Regions from separate parts of the Homo sapiens genome. Here region 2 is linked to region 1. A link is a contact called in ENCODE Hi-C or POLR2A ChIA-PET data. All regions are on one chromosome and are shown on one strand. The core of a region is the stretch at or near the end of the contact, and the rest is flanking DNA. Distances in the headings are between cores, read along the strand shown.

The links. Hi-C counts contacts between places; a loop is a spot of excess contacts on that map. ChIA-PET counts read pairs that join two places held with the same protein, here RNA polymerase II (POLR2A). Pooled maps may share reads with other maps.
Region 2: a loop to region 1 is called in a pooled map, with 2.3 times the contacts of the local background. The contact joins the promoter of GIMAP2 here to the enhancer-like site in region 1. A Hi-C loop is called at or near these places in 5 of 50 pooled maps. POLR2A ChIA-PET finds 5 or more read pairs at or near these places in 8 of 52 experiments (CD4-positive, alpha-beta T cell, CD4-positive, alpha-beta memory T cell, CD8-positive, alpha-beta T cell and 5 more).

What each region holds. Positions count from the first base shown.
Region 1 is chr7:150,480,332-150,483,031 of GRCh38, forward strand. No RefSeq gene overlaps it. Among named protein-coding and RNA genes, the nearest start is that of GIMAP8, 31 kb to the left of the region's middle. Within about 2 kb of position 1,365, at least 5 of the 41 ENCODE cell types and tissues checked have a DNase peak (open chromatin) inside an H3K27ac peak, as active enhancers do; they include CD4-positive, alpha-beta T cell and CD8-positive, alpha-beta T cell, where a contact is called at or near this core.
Region 2 is chr7:150,684,319-150,687,193 of GRCh38, forward strand. GIMAP2 (GTPase, IMAP family member 2) reads left to right here and starts at 1,388. Exons shown (of 3, transcript NM_015660.3): 1 at 1,388-1,467; 2 at 2,734-2,769. The coding sequence starts at 2,742. LOC124901774 (a long non-coding RNA gene) reads right to left here. Exons shown (of 4, transcript XR_007060589.1): 2 at 1,804-1,858. RefSeq lists an enhancer at 1,263-1,462.

The DNA of each region.
Region 1 (2,700 bases), core at 115-2,614:
CCCTCCTTGAGCTGGAAGTCCAGAACTGATATTCTACTCTCTCAAACATATGTGTCTTACCAAGGCCACTATCATGCTGGCCACCTATTGCTTGTCCTGCCTCTCCAATGTGACATCATTGAGGTAATGTGCTAGTTCTCAACTGGAAACAATTTTGCCCTGTAGAAGACATTTGGCAATTCCTGGAGAAATTTTCTTTTTCTTTTTTTGGAGACGGAGTCTTCCTCAGTCACCCAGGCTGGAGCGCAGTGGTGTGATCTGGGGTCACAGCAAGCTCCGCCTCCCAGGTTCATGCTATTCTCCTGCCTCGGGCTGCCGAGTAGCTGGGACAACAGGCGCCCACCACCACGCCCGGCTAATTTTTTTTAAAAATTACTTTTAGTAGAGATGGGGTTTCACTGTGTTAGCCAGGATGGTCTTGATCTCCTGACCTCGTGATCTGCCCGCCTTGGCCCCTCAAAGTGCTGGGATTACAGGCGTGAGCCACCACACCCAGCCTCCTGGAGAATTTTTTAGTTGCCACAACAGGGAGTGGGTGCTACTGGTATGTGGTAAATAGAATCCAGGGATGCTACTGAACATCCTAAGATGCACACGACAGTCCCCCACAACAGAGTTATCTGGACCAAAATGTCAATAGTCCCAAGGCTGAGAGACCCTGATACAGTGGACCAATGTGATAGACTGCAGGATGTACAGATGATCCAGACCTCTTTTGGTTAGAGAGTGGGAGAGGTAACTTCTAAGGAAATGTTTTTTGCCTATTTACAGTGCCTCTGTTTTGCTGATGCACTAAGAACATGCTTATTTTTCACAAAGGGTCATCCAGCACCCCCAGCCTCCTCTCCTTCCTCAGAGCAATCCTTTTCACTTCATTTCTCTCTTTTCCTGCACTGAGCAAGATTTACTGAAGAACAAGGCTTTTGTGATGAACTTAGCATAAAGAGTAAAAAAAAAAAAAATAGTTTCGTGATTCCATGACGACAGAAAGTCCCATAAAATTTGGCTAAATTTCTGCAAGGGAGTCAGCTAAGTTGCTGACATGATCTGTGAAGCCTGCCAGCAAGCTCACTTCCCTAGAAGAATCCCCAGGCCACTTGGCTATGAGCCTCTTCTCCTCCTCCCTCAAATGAAGCATCCACCTTTTCAGTAAAAACCCTCTCCTTCCTAGCTCATCCTTACATTAGCTTGTTCCATGGGCCCACTGGTCCAGCCTCTACCACTAGCACACTATCATCCTCCCTAGCAGATGAAGGCATCGGCAGGCCCACCTCCCGTTCTCCCATGAGAGGCAGCTTGATGTTCATGAGAAACCTCCGTGGCCTTCACTCTTGCACCTCTGTATTTCTGTGAATACACACAGGATGTGCTCAACAGACTGGTGTAAAATCTAGTTGTGAACAGCATGATCAGCATGATACATTTTCCTCTTCAGCTACAAACTTCCTGTTTATTGCTCTTCACTTCACATCGTCCTCATGTATGTTGGTGGGTGGTAGTGTGGCGGGCTTGCGTTTCCTGACCCACAGATTATAGGGCAGCGTGTAGGCTAGACTAAAAGGGGTCAAGCCAGGGCCAAGGTGTCATGCCTAAAAGACCCTCTGGGAATATACTTGTAATTTGTCCTTCAAAAATCATCAGTAACCTGAAGTTTAAAATGACATCATGTCGACAATAATTATGAATGTTTTCCTAGCTTGCAACCCACCTGCTCTTGCAGCACTATGGGCTGCCAGCAAGTTCCTGTTTCCCTCAATTTATTTCTGAGGTTTCCCAATGGATGAGTTACATTAGCTACCGAAAATTTCTGTCACTTGTCACGTGGTGTTTATCTTGGTTTTACTTTTGTCCTGATCCAAATCCTTCTCCACTGGGTGCTGCTTACTAGGCACTGTTAACTACAAAGCATGCCTTTCAATCCTGTTGGCCACCACAGCTTCAAGTCAACACTGCAAGGCCTACTGGGTATTGGAGCATGCGCTAAACACCTTTGGTCTTTCTTCTATTTGTGTTTTCACTGGGTAATGAGGTTCTCACGGGCACCACTTTTGGCTCCACTGGCTGTTCATCCCTTCCTTCCTGGGTTTCCTATTTTGCAAATGGTGCCATAATCTGTCTAGTTGTCCATGACAGAAGCCTTGACTCTTTCTTCCAACAAATAACAAAAGAGTTGTGTATTATAAAGGCTTCATGTCTCTCTGGAGCATCCACTTTTTTTTTTCCTTATCTCTACTCGAGTTATGGTCACCATCGTTTCTGGACTGGATTGTTGCAACTGTTTCTTTGGATTGAACCTGTTTCGAGGCTTGCTTCTCTCAAATTACCTTTCACACTGCAACCATAATGCTATATATTTATAAGACAAATATAATTGTGAGATGATGTCAGTGGGAATAGCAGAATAATGTCCTCCAAAAATCTCCACAAAGATAGAGAACACTGTCAAAAAATAGTCAGAATCAACTCTTTTTTTTTTTTTTTTTTTCAGAACTCTGGGTATCAACCCAACGCTTGAAGCAATATTGAGAGTGTTCATTCAAGAAAAATAGTAAGAATAGTGAGTTCTGTCATGTTTCAACTTGCCCCTTTCTCATTACCCCCAACTCTGTGGTAACCTTGAAAACCAAAAAACTAAAATCACTATGAAAACTAGCAGCCTGGAAGCCACTGAAGGGAGCTGAATGGAGTTAGAGCCCCTTA
Region 2 (2,875 bases), core at 138-2,637, 200 kb after region 1:
CAAACTTTAGAACTCCCTGTAGAGTCTATATTTGTTGTGACTACATCTCAGTCTCACTTCTCCCTGCCTAATCCTGGGTTCTTCCCTTCTCCCTCTAGCACATTTCCTGAGAAGATTCCCTAATAAACTTCCTTCATCCATTTTATCTTCATCTCAACAGTCTGTATTCCTAGGAACCCAAACCTTTGCACATGTACATGTACATATCACTTATGTTAGGAAACGCAGTGATGTAATTTGCAATATTAGTAGGTCAAAAGGAAAAAGACATGGAATTATATCAGTCAACGTCAAAATAAAATTTTCTAAATTTATACCACAGATAAAAGACTTTAATGAAATAGGACTAAGCAAAGTATAGCCACACTGATTTTAAAATAAACTAATTAATTTCCAATAACCAACATCAATATTAATGATAAGATATTAGGTGCCCTACAGGTAAATAAATAATAAAAGCACATTAACTCACTTTTGAAAAGGTAGCAAGCAATTGTAATTATACAAGAGAAAGCAACATAAGATATTTTTGGAAACAAGGAGGGAAAATTATCACTATTTGCAACTGAGTCTATGATAAACCTGGAAACTCCAAGACAATCAAAAGGAAATGTTTTAAATGCTAGGATGTGGAGAAATAAGAACACTTTTACACTGTTGGTGGGACCGTAAACTAGTTCAACCATTGTGGAAGTCAGTGTGGCGATTCCTCAGGCATCTTGAACTAGAAATACCATTTGACCCAGCCAACACTCCAGAGTATTACTATAGACATTTCCTAGACAATTTCTCCCCACAGGGAGGTTCTCTGAAATTACAGAGCTGGACAGGGAAGAAAGGCCCAGAATCCTAGAAGCCATGAATGAGTTATGTAAAAATGTTTTGATGGTTAATGATCCTTACAATCAGACTCAGACAAAAATGTCCCCTCTCAGGTTCCCCTTTCTGTGCCCTTCTTCCCCTGGGCAGTGCCTATCAGAGGCTCCTCTTCTCTCCCAGTGGCATCTGCTTTAGAACAATCCCTGCTGCTGGTGTCAATGAGGTTTAAGCCCTTCTCAGGGGGCCATTTGCATCTAGACAAACTTCTAACTGTTGGGACATATCCCAGCTGGGAAGGACTGAAATCCACCAACTTCCTTGGCATTCATGCCTTTCTTTCCAGTCCAGATGAAATCATTAAAACACTCTTTTTTCACTTTTGAGAAGAAGAGACAGTTGGCCCACATGACAGCAAATAACTACTGATTAACTTTCCATTTAAACTGTTTATTTTGCATAATGGCATGAAAGAGAATTTCAAACACAGGCACGTGGTGGCGTTCATTAGCAGTCAGGAAGCTCAGGAAGATTCAAGAGAGGAAGAAGACCGACTGGAGTCTCGGTTTTACTTTCTTTTTCTCTTGGAGCTGAGCTATAAGACAACAGGACTGAACAGGGAGCCAACTGTTTCTTTGAACAGTAAATCAGGTAAGCCCAGATTTACGAAAAGTTCTGCAGTGTTGATTTCTAGGTCCCAAGCCATGCACAAACATTTTCATTTTTCTTAGAACAAATTTGTCCTATTTTAAGAGAAGCAATTTAGAGTGACTGCCTTTTCCTTAAGTGGAGCCAGTTTACAGGAAACCGATGTAATTTACTTTACACATTACTGGCAAAGAAAGAATTTCCATAGTATAAAGTCAATAAAAAGTGCTAACTGGGAAGAATTTGGGCATTAATCGGTGGCTTTCAGTTTTCTGTGCTTGTACGCTTGGTCTATGCCTGCCAGATTTAAGCAAGAGAAACTAGCTGATGAAAACGTACCGATATTTCTCACTCCATAGTAGTTCCTACATTGCAAGGGCTTCATAACCAGGGGCTGTTGGGGAATGAGAAAAATTCAAGCCATTAATGGATCAAGTGAAGTGTATTTCCAGCTTAAAGGACTGCACGGTTTCCCAGAGTCATAATCTTCATTCACTGAGTCTCTCAGCAAAGACTCAACATGAGGGAGGAGGTTTGGAGAGAGTAGAGGAGGGAAGGAGGCAAGGTGGGAAAAGAAAGAGAGGGAAAGGGAGGACTGAGCCTAAGGTGTAAGGGAAGGCACACCTACAGAGAAAGCTGACAGAAGCGAAGAGTGTGCAGGCAAAACAAAAACAGAAGGGAGCCGGGCTGATCTGTGAGAGGACGGGAGGAAGAAAGCGAGAGAGAGCTGGGCATGAGGCTTACAAATGAAACCCACTTCTCAGCCCCTCAGCAAGTGATTCCAGTTCTCTGTAAAGTAGGAAGTCATTCCTTTCCCACCCACCTTGTCCCTTATGAGTAGACAAATGAAACATGGTTGTTTAGAAATATAAGGATCTTGGCCTAGTGTGATGGCTCACGCTTTTAATTCCAGAACTTTGGGAGGCCGAGGCTGGTGGATCATTTGAGGTCAGGAGTTTGAGACCAGCCTGGCCAACATGGTGAAACCCTGTCTCTACTAAAACTACAAAAATTAGATGGGCATGGTGGTGCACACCCATAATCCCAGCTACTCGGGAGGCTGAGGCAGGAGAATCACTTGAACCCAGGATGTGGAGGTTGCAGTGAGCCGAGATCGCACCACTGCACTCCAGCCTGGGTGACAGAGTGAAACTGTGTCTCAAAAAAAAAAAAAAAAAAAAGAAAGAAAGAAAAAGAAAAGAAAAGAAATATAAGAATTTTTCATGATTTAGAACTGAAAAATAAGTTTCTTGTCTCTCTGTTTCTCAGGAACACCAATGGACCAAAATGAACACAGTCACTGGGGTAAGAAGGTGACTTCACGTGTGTGTGTGTGTGTGTGTGTGTGTGTGTGTGTGTGTGTGTGTGTGTGTTTGGCTCTTCTGATGATGTTGGGGCAAAATAAACAAGG